Regions from separate parts of the Homo sapiens genome. Here region 1 is linked to region 2. The links are chromatin loops, found by intact Hi-C in ENCODE. Cell type or tissue: ascending aorta. All regions are shown on one strand.

What was found. Peaks named below come from ENCODE experiments on the same cell type or tissue, not always from the same donor. Only the 100,000 strongest peaks of a DNase experiment are listed, where the experiment ranks them.
Region 1: it touches region 2 in a loop (10-fold over the local background); 104 of 110 quality-filtered maps call a loop at or near these places.

The regions. Positions count from the first base shown.
Region 1 is chr1:112,800,695-112,808,694 of GRCh38, forward strand. No RefSeq gene overlaps it. Among named protein-coding and RNA genes, the nearest start is that of LINC01357, 45 kb to the right of the region's middle. RefSeq lists enhancers at 1,952-2,452, 2,453-2,953, 3,430-3,479 and a silencer at 3,590-3,739. In ascending aorta, a CTCF peak has its summit at 3,673; a DNase peak (open chromatin) is centred at 3,696.
Region 2 is chr1:112,712,302-112,720,301 of GRCh38, forward strand. PPM1J (protein phosphatase, Mg2+/Mn2+ dependent 1J) reads right to left here and starts at 3,031. Exons shown (of 10, transcript NM_005167.7): 1 at 2,675-3,031; 2 at 1,196-1,310; 3 at 443-730; 4 at 44-156. The coding sequence starts at 3,000. TAFA3 (TAFA chemokine like family member 3) reads left to right here and starts at 6,604. Exons shown (of 6, transcript NM_182759.3): 1 at 6,604-6,998. It overlaps PPM1J-DT (PPM1J divergent transcript), which reads left to right and starts at 3,310. Exons shown (of 2, transcript XR_947714.4): 1 at 3,310-3,462; 2 at 4,150-5,495. RefSeq lists enhancers at 2,062-2,121, 3,086-3,380 and silencers at 2,582-3,371, 6,664-6,713. In ascending aorta, CTCF peaks have their summits at 4,141 (motif pointing right) and 6,550 (motif pointing right); DNase peaks (open chromatin) are centred at 2,470, 3,200, 4,150, 6,590 and 3 weaker places; H3K4me3 peaks cover 3,596 bases; H3K27ac peaks cover 2,620 bases.

The DNA of each region.
Region 1 (8,000 bases), 88 kb after region 2:
GTGGTGGTTAGAGCCCGTAACTACCCATAATGACTTCATGGGGCTCAGCCCAGGTAGGGGCCCAGACATTTCAAGCTAATGACTTTTCTTCCCTTTTTATTCTGTCTGTATTAGCTCCCTGCATGGATTGAAAGGTGCTTATTAACACAAGCGCCCCTGATAATTAGGTTGGTCCTGGCTTCATTAAACACTGATGGGCTTCCTGCTTTTGGGTCCAGACAAGAGAAGGAGCCAGAAGACAGGATTCTCCTCCCCATAGGTCTCCGGGGTGCAGATAGGGCAAGGTGGCACTTTCTTCTCATGTTCCTGGGTTGAGCTGAGTGAAAAGGGAGGCAAGAGATAGGAGTAAAAGCAACTGGAAGAGGCCTTTTCCCTATTTATCCCACCTACGGGCTAAACCTTGATGTTCTTATCTGCTCATTGGGCTTAGAACCAGAGACTATGAAAGCTAGAAGAGACCTCAGATATCAATCTTCACATTTTTATCATAAAAAAGAGGTGAGGGCCGGACATGGTGGCTCACACCTGTAATCCCAGCACTTTGGGAGGCTGAGGCAAGCAGATCACCTGAGGTCAGGAGTTCAAGACCAGCCTGACCAACATGGAGAAACCCTGTATCTACTAAAAATACAAAATTAGCTAGGCGTGGTGGCGGGCGCCTGTAATCCCAGCTACTAAGGAGGCTGAGGCAGGAGAATCACTTGAACCCAAGAGGCAGAGGTTGTGGTGAGCCGAGATTGAGCCATTGCACTCCAGCCTGGGCAATGGGAGCGAAACTCTGTCTAAAAAAAAAAAAAAAAAAAAAAGAAGTGAGAAGTCTATGCAGGTCCAGAGAGGGAACAGAACTTGCTCGAGATCACACACCTTAGCTGTGCCAAAACCATGCTCAAAACCCAGGTCTTTTGGCTACTCCAGGCTCAGCGATCCTTGACGTATCTCACAGGACTGTCCCAGGGATCAGGAGGTGGAAGAGAGGAAAGTGGTGTGAAAGTAAGGACCCCACGCAGTGGGAGGACTTCCTGTCTGGGCTGTGCTGCTCATGAGGTCCTGGGCTGCAGGCCTGGGGGGTCAGCCTCCAGAGTCTCCTTACCTGCCCTGCTTGCCTCATAGGGCCCTGGGGAGGAGGGGGCTTGTGAAAGTGCCTTGAGAAGCAAAACCTGTCAAGCTATTCTACCGGCCGGCTGTGTGCTCACTCCTGCCTCTGTCTCCCCAAATCCCCACTTGTGCCCTTTCTCCCAGGAGCCTGAGGATGCTGCTGAGCCCAGCCAGTTACACAAGCCTCGGTCAGCATCATCAACAGCCACTTCTCCATTTGCTTTCTGAATTATTTAGCCCTCCTCTTCCCAGCCCACCCCAGACCTTTTACCACATTAAACCTTCAAATAGGCCTGAACCTTGGCTTGGGAAACAACATTTCCTTACTGTCCCTGCCATAACGTTTTGGAGAGGGCACATCTCCCTATAGATTGGTTTTCCTCTTCACCATGCCTGGTGGTAATTGACAGTGCCTGGGTCCTAATGAGGGAACAGGCCCAGCCAGGGTGAGGCAGAGGGCCCTGCCCTCTCCTAGTCCCTGGTTTGAGGTCCTGGCTATGGGTTCTCCCATCTATTCTTGCTGAGCACTTGCCAAATATTTAATGTCCTTCATCCAGCAAGCCAATGGCAGCTCTGGGGCTGGAAGGCTCCCGAGGTCATTTTGTCCCTTCCTCTGCTTTCAGGCTGGTGCACATCTCATCCAGGGTTGACAGATGGCGGCCTCTTCCCTGGGGCTGAGGCTTTCCTGCCCTCGCCCCTAGCTCCGGCCCACATAAGACCTGGAGAGACTTTTGTGTGGACTACCTGGAAGGCTCTGGTTGTTGTAGATGCCCCAGAGGAACAGCCCAGGGAGGGGCGGGGGGGGGCTCTTATGGGGTAGGGATGGAGGTGTCAGGGGAGGAAAAGTCTTTGGGTGCCACGACAAGCGGATGAAGCGTTCTGCTGTGTGGGGCTCAGGAGAGTCCACCTGAGACTAAGGAAGTCCTGCTGGCTTCTTTTTTTTTTGAAACAGAGTCTTGCTTTGTCACCCAGGCTGGAGTGCAGTGGCACCATCTCAGCTCACTGCAACCTCTGCCTCCGGGTTCAAGCAATTCTCATGCCTCAGCCTCCCAAGTAGCTGGGATTATAGGTGCTCACCACTGAGCCTGGCTAATTTTTTGTATTTTTAGTAGAGATGGGGTTTCACCATGTTGGCCAGGCTCATCTCTAACTCCTGACCTCAGGTGATCCGCCCGCTTTGGCCTCCCAAAGTGCTGGGATTACAGGTGTGAGCCACGGTGCCCTGCCCCTGCCTGCTTCTTTGTGTCTCATTTGTACTCATTTGTCTGTCTGTGGGTCCTATAGCCTGAACCAGCCCACAGTCCTGCCCTCCTCTCCACTCCCTGCCTGTCCTGTGGGCCCTGCTTGGAGAAAGCTACAACCTGGCTCCATGGAGCCCCCAGAAGGGAGCACTCCTTCCCCCTCCTGGTGCCCACTCGTCTGGATCTTCTGGGCGTCTCCCAGCCCTTCTGGCCCCTCACAATCTGGGTTTCCTGCCTGCAGTTCGCTAGTGCTCTCTCTCTCTAAATGGCAATGGCCAACCTCAGCTGGTGTCACAGAGCATGTCTAATGTGGCTGGTGCCCACCTGGGCTTGCCCTTCCTTTCCCATCCTCAGAGCTGGAAGTGACCCTATGGAGTTGGCAGACACCCCCATCCCCTTTCACTCTCACCACCCTCAGCCTATATGTTCTTCCATGAATCTGACTCGAATCTCTTCTGACAATTTTTTTTTTTTTGAGACAGAGTTTCGCTCTTGTCCCCCAAGCTGGAGGGCAGTGGCGCAATGTCAGCTCACTGCAACCTCTGCTCCTGGGTTCAAGCAATTCTCCTGCCTCAGCCTCCCGAGTAGCTGGGACTACAGGCACGTGCCACCATGCCCAGCTAATTTTTGTATTTTTAGTACAGGTGGAGTTTCATCATATCGGCCAGGATGGTCTCAAACTCCTGACATCAAGTGATCCGCCTACCTCAGCCTCCCAAAGTGCTAGGATTACAGGCATGAGCCACCACGTCTGGCTGACAAAGTTTAAATCTGCACCCTTCTGGGTGCAGAAGCCCTTCCCAGGACACCTCCTCTGTCTGGTGAACTTGGACTCTCCTTCAAACTTTAGTGCAGAGGCCACTCTCTCAGAACCCCCCACATCCCCTAGCCTCTCAGAGCAGAACAGGATGGCCTGTCCAACACCCCCTCTCCCCCACCCTGCATCCTATCCTGTCCTTTGAAATACTTCCCAGGTATGTGAATTTACATGTGTTTCTGACTCCCTAGTTGGTCTGTTATCTCCAGGCAGGGCAGGAAAGTGTCTTCAGTGCTCATGGCCTTATCTCCTGTACCTGCTCTGGAGTCCAGTAGTCGTAACAAGTAGTAGGAGCTCAGTAAATATTTGTTGAATGAACAAATAATTCTCTGAGCCCTGGAGGAAGGGTGGGCAGTGTCTCCAATGGACTGTGACAGTTACCTTAGTAAAAATCTGGGGCTGGGGTCCAGAAACCTTGTGTGGCCCCTCTGCATTCCTGTAGTCACAAGGTTGGGTGCTTAGTGAGCCTGGCTGGCCAGGCAGGGCAGGTGCCTGGCGTGATGGGACAGTGCCATCTAGCTGCGGCTAGGCCAGAGCAACAACAGGGCCCGCGAGTTGGCTTGGTCAAAGCGATGTCATACAGGGAGTCCCTGGGCACTGCTAATTCCTTAGCAAGCAAGCAGCTAAGGGGTTGACACAACCTCAGCTTAATTGGTCTCCAACTTGAGGCCTAGGCTGCTATAAGGGGAGCCCAGGGTCAGGCTGGAGATGCCTTTGAAGGAGCCCCCGGTGGATACCAAACTTATCAAAAGCACCTGGAAATGACCCTGCATGTGACCAGGCTACTTACAGAGGCGGTGTCCAGGTCACTGGGTATTGTCCTACTGTATGCTTGATGGCCCCATCATACAGGGGGCAGTACGGAACTCTGAATGCGGAACAAATGCATGTCCCCAGGACTGTTGAGGGTGCTGGGAGCCAGGCCCCTGTTCACTTCCTCACTCTGGACCTCATCTGTCCAGGGGGCAGAGACAGGGTCTACAGCATCCTGTCTTCCTCACAGCCTGGCATGGGCCTGGCAGACACATAGACCCTTGCTCTGTGGCTCTGCCTGGCAGAAGCCGACCGGTGTGAGAAGAGCCTTCTAGCAGTTGGAGCTGTGTAGGCACCAAAAGGGCTGTTCTGTGAGAGGATGAGTCCTTGTCACTGTCAGTGCTCAGATCAAGGCAGCCTTAGCTGGGTCAAATGCTAAGCTGGGAGTGCTCTATTGGACTGGATTACATGCCTTCTGATAGTCCCTTAACTTGACGATTGTATAAAATGTAAACTGCTCAATGCATATCCCTCCCATAGCACTTTAACACTGTTCACTGTAAATCTGTGCCACAAGCTAGGATCCTCAAGAAGCAAACTCTGAGACGGAGATAAGTGTTCAGGACATTTGTTAGGGAGTTCTCTTGGGATGATCCCTTGTGGAAGAGAGGGGCAACAGCAGTGAGATTGGACAGAGGGAGAAGTTGAGCTGCACTGCAGTCTGAACAACAGTCCCAGCTGACCCTGCAGGGAGCTTGGGAGCTGGAATGACCTTCAGAGTTGTCTCAAACTGGGGAGAGCAGGCTGGGTGTTCATAGTATATATTGATCTGTCATTGGGTGCAGGCTGGCCTGGGCAGGTGGTGTGATCTAGGGCAGTCCTGGAAGGGGCTGGCTGTGCTCCCTGAGGGTGGGGAATGTGTCCTGCATTTCTGGAGGGGGTCCGCACACAGCAGCATCTGCCACTCTTCCGGTGCTGACATTTTAAGCAGCAGTGAGCAGTAAGGAAGGTCATTTGGGGCAGTGAACCCTGTCCTGTGTTTCTCAATCCCTGCCCTTGAACAGCTCCCTAAGGGGCAATGACCAGAGTCCTAGTGGGGGTGCTCTGGCCCCTCCACATTCATTTTCTCTGCCTATTCTGAGAGGAGGTTCAGGCTGGAGGTCTGGTGGGGAGGTGGTGAGCACAGGAGGTGCACAAAGGGACAAAAGGCTCTTGCCTTAAATGCCCACAATTAGAACCAGCTCCTTTCTATTCCCACCATGCAAGGGCCCTAATTAAAATTTAAACTCATGTTTCCTTTTTTTCTTTTTAAAGTTTCCATGGTAGGTAATTAACTTTTCCTTTCTGCGAGTGAGCAACTAATTAATGCTCTGTTCATAAGGACGGCGATCAGAGCACTGCGACTTGCCTGGGAGTTTGTTTCTTTCATTTATTTCCACCTTCCAAAAGAACTGGCTTGGTGAAAGTGGGGGCAGAGAAAGGAAAGAAGCTCTGCCAACATCTGTTGTGTGCAGCAGGGTGCTGACAAAGTCCTTACAACATGAAATCCTTACCATGAGGAGGGCATACAGGGTCTTCCCTGGACCAACAGAAGCAGCCGGGTGCAAAAGTGTTCCTGTCTAAGTGAGCCTTCCTCAGGAGGGGCCAGCTGAATACTTCCCTGGGGAACAAAAGCACCTGTGGCTGAACTGCACTGGCATCATGGGTGTGAGGGCCCTCCCACTGCCAGCCTCTGTGCCTTCCTCTCCCAGGCCCCTGGGTTCACCTCCTGGCCACACAAGCCTCAGGGAGAGGATACGGATTAACAGTGTTTGTACAAATTGCAGGGACAAGGGAACATTTCCCCTTCGTCCTTTGAAGTTTTGCTGAAAATCACTGACAAGAGGCAGATTAGTGAGAGAAAAAGTAGACAAACAGATTTAATGTGTACATGGCAGACTTCAGAATAAAGACCCAAAAGATACAGAGGAAATTGTCCATTTTTATGCTGAGGTTCAACAAAGTATGGACAGCTATGTAGAAATGTGACTGGACAGGCTGGGCACGGTGGCTCACACCTGTAATCCCAGCACTTTGGGAGGCCAGGTTGGTGGATCACCTGAGGTCGGGAGTTCAAGACTGGGCCTGACCAACATGGAGAAACCCCGTCTCTACTAAAAATACAAAATTAGCTGGGCATGGTGGCACATGCCTGCAATCCCAGCTACTCCAGAGGCTGAGGCAGGAGAATCCCTTGAACCCGGGAGGCGGAGGTGGCAGTGAGCCGAGATTGCGCCATTGCACTCCAGCCTGGGAAACAAGAGCTAAACTCCATCTCAAAAAAAAAAAAAAAAAAAAAAAAGCCAGGCATGGTAGCTCATTCCTGTAAGCCCAGCACTTTGGGAGGCCAAGGCAGGCGGATCACCTGAGGTCAGGAGTTCGAGACCAGCCTGACCAACATGGAGAAACCCCATCTCTACTGAAAATACAACATTAGCCGGGTGTGGTGGTACATGCCTGTAATCCCAGCTACTCAGGAGGCTGAGACAGGAGACTTGCTTGAACCCAGGAGGCGGAGGTTGCAGTGAGCCGAGACTGCACTATTGCACTCCAGCCTGGGCAATGAGTGAAACTCTGTCTCAGGAAAAAAAAAAAAAAAAAGTATGATTGGACAAAAAGAGTACGATCTAACGCTAACAGACTGAGTGGGGAATCCCAGCAGGGCCGGTCTGTCTAGATTCTTCTTGGCCTCTCAGAGCACGCATTCCTGCATTCCTTCCTTCTGAATGTGGGGCAGGACCCTCTCTGGAATGGGGGTCTTATAACCCATAGTCAAACAAGGCAGGTCAGGTAATTTCTTTATGACCAGTTTTTACACAGAAAGGCAGAGGCAAAGTTAGATTAATGATTTTTGGTTTTATGGCTGGCTTTGGGGAAAAGGTGCTGGTTTCAATGACTTGGTGGGGAAGAGGGATTCTATGGCTAGCCTTGGGGAGAAAAGGATTGAGAGACAAGAGAATGGATAAATAAAGAATGCTGAGGTCACCCAGAAAGAAGAAAGGCAAGAAGCAGCTACCAGAGTTGGGGAATAAGAGGGAAGCATTTTATAGAAGCTTGGAGAGTGAATGAGGGTGCCCTGAGCAAGTGGGGCTCAGACCCCTGACTCATGGAGCCAATCAATTCTATAAAGATCCAAATGCAAAACTAACAACAAATGTTGTTTCGACATATGTACCGATGTGGCAAAATTTTTAAAAAGCAAGGGAACGATAAACACAAATTTAAATGGCAATTACCTCTTCCACAGGGAGGCAGAGGGGTGGAGGAAAAGGCACATATAGGACGATGCAAGTTATATGATTTCTAGTTCTCGTGAGTGATGGGCTCATGGGTGTTGATCGTATTTTGTTTTATAAGTAACATTTAAAAATATGTTTTGTGGTATCTCCTTTCTGAAAAGGACCCCAATGTTTCCTCCCTCCTAGAATTCATATTCCCTCTCACATCGTACCAGGGTTGGCCTGTGTCAGCAATAGAATATGGCAGAGGTGATAGTATGTCACTTCCAAAATTAGGTTCTAAAAGACACCATGGCTTCTATTTTGGTTTCTCTTGCCTGCTGTCTCTTGGCATATTCGCTCTGGGGCAAGCCAGCTGCTATGTTCCTAGCAGCCTACCGGGAGGGCCCAGTGGCAAGAAATTAAGTCTGCCAAGGACAGCTGTGTGAGTGATCTTGGAAGTGAATCCTTCCCAGCCTTCAGATGACTGCAGTCCTGACCAACATCTTTTTGTTTGTTTGTTTGTTTGTTTGTTTGTTTGTTTGTTTGTTTTGAGATGGAGTTTCGCTGTTGTTGCCCAGGCTGGAGTGCAATGGCGTGATCTCGGCTCACTGCAAACTCTGCCTCCTGGGTTCAAGTGATTCTCCTGCCTCAGCCTCCCGAGTAGCTGGGATTACAGGCATGCACCACCACGCCTGACTAATTTTGTATTTTTAGTAGAGACGGGGTTTCTCCATGTTGGTCAGGCTGGTCTTGAACTCCCAACCTCAGGTGATCCGCCCGCCTCAGACTCCAAAGTGCTGGGATTACAGGTGTGAGCCACCACGCCCGGCCCTG
Region 2 (8,000 bases):
AGTGTGGCCCTCTGTCGCCACCTTGGAGCCCCCTCCCCCATACCTGCTATCGCCTGCATTGGCCACGTACACCTTGCCTAGCAGGTAGATCACAACCAGTGCACAGCAGCCCCCCTCCACTTGGTGGCCACGCCGCTCCCGGGCCATCTGCTCATCCTGCCACATAAGGAAGGGTCAGAGGTGGGTAGAAGGAGAGGTTCCAGCACACAGTCACCCTCCCCCTACCCCCTCCACCCGTAGAAATCAACTGGCCCAGCCAGGCTACACTGGAAGACAGGAGGGAAGACTGGGGTGTAACTGCCCCTTCTCCCTCCCCTCTGAACCAAGCTCTGCTCAGGCTCTCAAAGGTGTTGTGGGTTCTCAGGGTAACCCCCTCTGGCTTCCACACAGAGTTGGCCAGAGTGGTTGCCTAGCAGGCTCTTGGCCCAGGTCACCCACTCACCATGAGCTGGAAGGCATTCTCAACGGCCCCCACTACCAGGCTCTCGTGGCTCACTTCCTTCTGTGAAGACCAGCAGGACTGAGGGCCAAGCAAGTGAGAGGGATCGGAGGAATCTGGGGTCCCCGGAGTGGTTGGGAGGCAGAGGGGTGGTGGCGAAGGGTCCTGAAGTATCTCTACCAGGTCCTTTAGCTGCTCTCGGATATGGCGATGCAGGAGCCGTGAGGCCATTTCAGCAGCTCCGCCCCCTGCATGCCCATCAAATAGGCCCCAGTAGTAGAAGCAGAGTCCCTGGTGGAGGAAAAGTTGGAGGTGAGTTTTGTTTGTGTGTGTGTGTGTGTGTGTGTGTGTGTGTGTTATGCAAGGTGAATAACAAGACTCTGGGCATCCATACAAACATCTGAGAGGTCAGTGTTTGCTACTGAAGGCAAATTAGGTTTATTCACATAAGGCTTCGTATGTGTCAAGAGAAAGGAAAGGCTCAAAAACCCAAACTCAGAGGATAACAGATCCAAAACTCAGCACTGGCAATTAAATCATCCATAAATATGTGAGCCTCTACATTTTAGGTGGGAAAGTAACATTCATGCTTACATGGTAGAATCTAACTGATGAATACCAGGTAAAGGTTCTGTGCCAGAAGGTAGATAGCCAGTGAGTTCATCAGGTCTTCCGCATGGCTCAGATTTAAAACCAGAGGCCTGAGTCCCTGGGGAGAGGTGTCACTGTGTCTCTGGGAAAGGGGATGGGTCTTACCTGGCCTCGGCTAGGCTCCCTAGGTACTCCTGTAACACTCCTCCGACCTTCCACATACACCACTTCACAGCAAGCCTGGTCCTCATTGTGCCGACTCTTGCCAGCATTGATGACCCTGCCAGGCCAGAATGACCACATCAGGTTGGACACCAGACCAGGTCCTGGAATAACCCCCACCTTAGACACACACCGTCTCCTGCGCCCGCTGGCCAAGCTGAGAAAGGTCACAGCCACCTGGGATCCAGGCCAGAGGGAGGAGGAGAAGGGAGGGCTGGCAAGGTGTAAGGAGTACTGTTTGGGTGGCCAGCCCTACCACTTCACAGAAAGGCCAGCAGGAGCTTCTGGCCAACCGCTATGTCCCCTGCCTGCCTCACTTCCCCCATCCCTGGCAAAAAAAAAAGAAAAAAGAAAAAGGCATTCCTAGTGGTGCTTCTGGGGGAGGGGCTAGTTGGTAGCAGAAGTTTTACTTCCCTGCTAGCTAGACCCTACATCCCACCCTCAACCACTATCAACTCTCCCAGTGCCTTGTCCCCAGCACCTCATCCTCATGGGCACACCCACCCTTATCCTAAAACCATCCAGCGAAAGTTTCTGCTGCCTTAACAATGAGGAAGCTCTCCAGCCCAGATCGGGAAAGAGGAACTGAAATAGAGTAGAAGTGAAAGCCCACCTGGACTGGGCAGGAGCCACATACCCATAAACTCCTCCCACACAGGAGGCTAAGGGAGGTGGTGGTGGGTCCATGGGCCACCAGCCACCTTCCTCAGCGAACTGAGCGCCCCCATCTCCCTCGGTGCTCTGCGTTCCCGGCAGATGCATTTAAAATACACACAGCCCGGGGGCCAGCCGGCCGCTCCGGGCAGGGGGTCCGCTTCTTTGCCAGGCCAGCACGAGTTGGCAGGCTGAAGGGCATCTAAATGGGACCCTCCTCTACCCCGGGCGTCCCCCTCCCCGCTCCTGGGGAAGCTGGCGGCCTCCTGGTGTCGCGGGCTATTTCTGGGTGTGGAGGGGGAGGGGAACTACGGTAAGAGGGACAGGGAACTGGGGCGCTGGAGCCGGGAAGCGGGTGAGCGAGTCTTCCCAACCGCTATGTCCCCTATTAAAAAGAACCCCGCTCCTTCGTGAAACCCCTTTTCCCTTAGCCTTTAAGCTGCCGGGCCGCGACGGGGAACTGGCCAACTCATCCTTCGCCGGGCTCTCCGCCCTCCGGGCTCTGGGGCAGAACAGGGTCCTGAGGCGGCGTGGGCGAGGGCAGTCAATGAGCGGGAAGGACGTGAAGAAGGTGACACAGGCTGCCCCCCACTGGAAAATGGGTTGGGAGGGGGTGCGGCCCGAAGACCAGAGGATAGCAAAGGTCCACGGAAAAGGGAGCTCCTGGCCCGGACGCGGCGTGGGGAACGCGTCCTAGCGCCGGGGATGCGGAGCTGGGGAGAGGGGTGGGAGCCCCATCCTGGTTTGGGTGCCCCAGGGGGCGCTCACTCGGCGTAGCCTGTGCTCCAGGGCAGGCGGCGGCCCGTGTCCGGGGGGCTTTGCACAGCCCGGCCCGCGTGGTCATCGGCGCGTCGCAGCCCCCCGGGGCTCAGCTGCAGAAAGGTCGGTCTGGAGAAGCTCGCTCGAGCCTCAACAGCCTTCGCGGGCGTCGCGCTCCCGCTCCCAGCCTTCGCGGGAGGGCTCCTGGGCGCTTCTGGAGCGGCGGCGGGCGGCGCCGAGGCGGCGTTGGGCAGGTCCGGGGATTTGGGGCGCGGAGGCGGAGCGCCCCCGGAGCTCACCAGGTGCGCCACGGCCGAGCGCACCCGGTTTAGCATGCTGCCTCCCTGCCCCGCCCTCGGCCGCGGCCCCGCCCCCGCCCAGGCCCCGCCCCCATGGCTCCGCGTGGGCGGTGCTCGCGCCAGCCGGCCCTTCCCTGCTACTGGCTCCCGGCCAGCTGGGCGGGTCCCGGGCGAAACTTGCCCTTGCTCTGGGCCACCCCAGGAACCGGCCCACGGGTCCCCGGCCTCTGCCCCGCCCCATTCCGGCTTGGCCCCGCCTCCGTTTCTTAGGGGTAGGTTCTGTTGCTGTGGGAAGGGGGCGGAGAGAAGGAAACCTTATTTCAGCCGTGCGCTAGATTAGACACAGCTAGAATGTCTCCATTGTGACGGGGGCTGAGGGACAAGGGGGTGCGGTCTCCTCGCTCTCGGTTCGGTGTGGCCAGCCAGCCCAGAGAGCCATGGAGCTAATGACCTCAGAGCAAAACAGGCGCTTGGGAGCCGCTGGGTATGAGGCGCCAGGTGTGACACCACCTCTGGATGGGGCTGCTGGAGCGAGAGCGGGCAAGCTGGTACCGGGTGGGGTTGCGGGATTAATGACGCAGGCTGCAGCCGACCACCCCGGAATCAGGAGCCGGGGTAGATTCCTGGGCTCCTGATGCGCTGTTCCCCGTGAAGACCACCTCTAGATCTGGGAGAGCGGTTGCTACTCCCACCCTCCTTTCTCTCTCAGAACCCAGGTCTTTCCCACAATGCAGACCTTCCCTGACCACAGCAGGACAAGCTATTAATAGGATAATAACAACATAACAAATACTATTTATTGAAGAAGTACTGCATACTAGACCCTTTACAAAGCACGTTCCATACAGTATTAGGTTATTTATACTGCACACCAATCCTTCAAGATGGTTTTTTTTCTGTCAGTTTCACGGATGAGGCAGGACGGGACGCTTCCTGTCATTTTACCGTGACTTGCCCCAGGAGGTCACACGGTCAAGTGAAAGATTCACACCTATGTCGGCCTCCTGACATTCAAACCTGCTCTGTCTTAAGAACCAAGCTTACTTCTCCGGATCAGGGAGGAAGGGCTAGAAAGGAGATCAATGGCAGAGAGAGGAGTGGGGGTTCCTCCCCTCCCATCCTTCTCTTAGGGCCAGGGCTGAGAGCAGTCCGGGAATGCTGAGCAAGTTCTGTGTCTACCGCCAGGGGGAGACAGAGGCCAGGCTAAGCCCTTGCCTAAGAAGAGTAAAAGCACACTCACTGGAAGACCAGGACAGAGCCCAATGCCTGGTTGGCTGCCCGTTCTTCCTAACTTCTCCCCTCTGGGAGAGGGTGGTACTGACCTGATGCCACAAGAGCTCTGTCTCTAAACCTCCTATCAGAAAGTTGATCGCTAGGTATCCACAGACACCACCCATCCACACATCTCAAATGGGGACAACGCCGTTGTGGCCCTCAAGCAAGTTGGAAGTAGCCATCAGGGACTACGGCACCCAGTTCACGGCTGGAACTTTTCTGGGCTCTGTCGGCCAGGTGCTTCCTGACCACATACCACTTTGTTCCCCAGGCTAAACTGTGTCCCCAGAAGGGATGACTTTCTTGGCAGCTTCCAAATAAAGATCCCACAGTGGTCCTTCAGGTTGGTAGACTTACTATGCCTGCTTTGTTACACCTGAGCTTTAGGCAGAGAGAGACAGAGGAAAAGAAGTCACAGGAGAGAAAAAAAACAGACCCCAAGGCAAATAGAGCAGCAAAAGAAGACGGGGACAAAGAACAGGCTGCTTCTATAGGTTTTCCCCTGCTATTTGAGAAAAACTGGAACCAACTCTCAGATAAATAACAGCAGCAGCAAGCCAGCAACTGAAGAAACAAATATAACTCCTGGTTGTTTTTATTATTCAGTGTTTCTGGGACAGTTTACTTACCACTTCTTCGTGTCACCCAGCTCCCTATTCCCTGCCCTTTCTAGCACCCACCATGGTGTGGCTGCAAGCTGTCCGCAAAGCTAAGCCAAGAGACCCCCCCAGCCCCAGCACCAGATGATCAGCAGGGAGAATAACAGCTCCCTGGGGCTCCAGAACAGCCCCCAGCCATGGCCTAATCCTAAGGCTCCTCCTCCCTGAACCTCTCACCTCCTATTCCTGGCACCATTATGCCTCCTCCATCCTCAGACTGCCCCAGAACCTGGTGAGGTCATCACCTCTACTCATCCCTGAGGCAGCGGAAAGTGAGAGAGAAAAGGGGATGGGGTATGAAGAAGCAGACTTGTGGGATGTTTTTCTCTGTGAAGAGTGAGACTCTGCTTAGTGGCTGGCCCTGCTGGGGGAGTGTGAAGCTTGAACCAAGGAGGGGGACTGGACAGCCTCAAGACAGGCCCCTTTATCTCAGGCCACAGTGGTGGCTCAGGGCCCAGAACTGGTCATCTTCTGCCTTGTCTCTCCCCTTCACATCACCCTAAACCCAAAGGCCTCTTAAACTAAGAGGAAAGTCCCTTCAAATTCACAGAACACCACTTCCTCTCATTTGTCTAATACATTCGCATCCAAAACAGATCTCTGTAAAGAATTATTCAGTTGCAATTAATTACATTACAATTTTTCTGATAAAGAAACTGGGTCTCAGGCCAGGAGTGGTGGCTCACACCTGTAATCCCAGCACTTTGAGAGGCCATGGTGGATGGATCAGTTGAGTCCAGGAGTTCAAGACCAGCCTGGGCAACATAGCAAAACCCTGTCTCTACAAAAAATACAGAAAATTAACCCTGGCTTGGTAGTGCACTACAGACTACCCCTATAGTCCCAGCTACTCAGGTGGCTGACATGGGAGGATCATTTGATCCCAGGAGGTGGAGATTACAATGAACCAAGATCTGGGTGACAGAGTGATGAGATCCTGTCCCCAAAAAATAAATAAATAAAAAAGAAAAGAAAAAGAATGAAAGAAAGAGAAGGAAGGAAGGAAGAAAGAAAGAGAAACAAGAAACTAGGTCTCAGAATTTGGTTCCCATGTTGGTATTCACACTTAACATCCATAGGGACCATTCATAGCCTACTACTGTCCTCCTGCCTAATGCCCACACCCTCATACTTCCTCTAGCCCTCCCAGCCCCTGAGAGCACCACTCCTGGGAGAGGAAGAGATATTTACTATTCCCTCCTAAATATCATTCTAGAAGAGTGCTGCTGAACAGAACTTTGTGCACTGACGGGAATGTTCTACATCTGCTCTGTCCAATACAGCAGTCCCTATCTTCGTGTGGCTATTGAGCATTTGAAATATGGTGCCTACTAATGAGGAACTGAATTTTAAGTTTTATTTAATTAATTTAGATTTAAATTTAAATATCAACATGCCACTAGTGGCTACCGTATTGGACAATGCAGTTCTGCAATCTTCAAAGCTCAAAAACCCTGAGGGTCTAGTCAATCACTCCTCACTCCCAGCTCCTTTCCCCCCAGCACCTCCACCTCCCCTGAGCCAGGGCACTGGGGGCCACAAGACCTTCAGGGTTTTGAGGGACCTCCTCTGAGTTGCCACCACGGAGGTGTCCATCCTCACTGAACCTGCGGGTGCCGGATGTCCTCTCTCCCTTCCTCTTGCCCTCGGCCGCCAGGGGCCGCTGCGTCTCGGCTGTGCCCATCCGTTCAGCCGAGCGCCTGGCACTGTCCCGAAGGAGGCGGCGGCGCCCACGCGGGGCTGGAGGAGCGGGGGTAGCCCGGGGCGAGGCGGCGGTTGCGGCGGCGGCTGCGCGCTCCCCGGCCTGCCGGCAGGAACCTTGGAAAAAACCCGGCTGAGTTCTGCAGAGCTGGCGGGGCCGGGCCCAGAGCTCCCCTGTGCCCAGAGCCCGGCCCGCCCTGCGGATGATGCCAACCTGACCAGAACCCCGCTGTCCCGGGGGCGCAGCAACTTGGTGAAGGGGACAGGGCTCCGGACTAGACAGCACCCAAGCTGGCCGCTCCCTCCCAAAGTCTGTCTTTCGGAGTGCTGGTCCCTGGCTCAGTGGCAAGGAAGACTTCAGGCCAGCAGATCGAACCAGTGGGCATCACCGTGGACCAGGTAGGTCCCAGGTGTGGGGGCTCAGAATGTGGAGGAATGAGTAGGCGTTAGGGGGGTTTGTGGGGAGAGAAGGTGAAGAAAGGTTGAAGATTCTTGTGGTTCACATCCTCAAACCCTTGTAATGCAGGCTGCTAACTCAGCCTCACTAAACCCCTGGATTGGGATTTAGGAAAAATAGGCTAGGAAATTGAGGCAGGAGCATGGAAGTCGAAAAACACATCCCAGAAGCTTCTATGTCCAGCTGTTTCAGGGAGGGAGGGAATAGAATGCCAGGGATGAGAGCCCAAATGAACACCCCCACCCCTCTGCTCCCCACCCCACCAAGGTCTTTTGGGCCTTGGGGTTCCTAGGAGAGATGCCTGAGTTGGATTGGAGGATGTTGCAGCTCAGAGGGAAATAGGATCACCTGAGAGAAGACAAAGCTGCATTTGTGATGGTCAAAAGGAGGGTTCCTGGAGGGCAGGGAGAAGAGATCTCTACTCAGGAAAGAGGCACATCTAGAAGAGTGGGAAGCTCAGCCCAGGGAGCACACCCATCCCCTGGGAACTGGCACCTCTTCTCTGTGTTCCTCCAGATTCCCCTTATGCTCTCGCTCCTAGGAGCTAGGACTCAGGGGTCTCTGTCCTTCCGGGGCCCCACCATCCTATATGTTTCAGTTCTGCCTCCCTTTAGAGAGGTGAGGGAAGAGAGGTTCTTAGGGAGAAATGGAAAGCTATTGGAGGCTGTGGCCTTCAAAGGCTCAGGGACCTGGAGTGTCCCCATTCCAGCCCTCTGGTGTGGGAATGGGGGCAAGGGATGCTAAGCCAAGCCAGCTCCATGTGAGTCCAGGAAGCAGGTGCCATAGTGGGTAGGAGGTGGAAGCAAAGAGGATCAGGGCCTCAGGTATCTCCCACGTGCCTCTTCCAGCAGGAATCTGTCAGGTTCTGCTCCTTCCTTGACCCTCAGCTCCCTCCCAAGGCCAGAGAGATGACAGCTGTGATTCTTAGACCCCTCCCTACCATC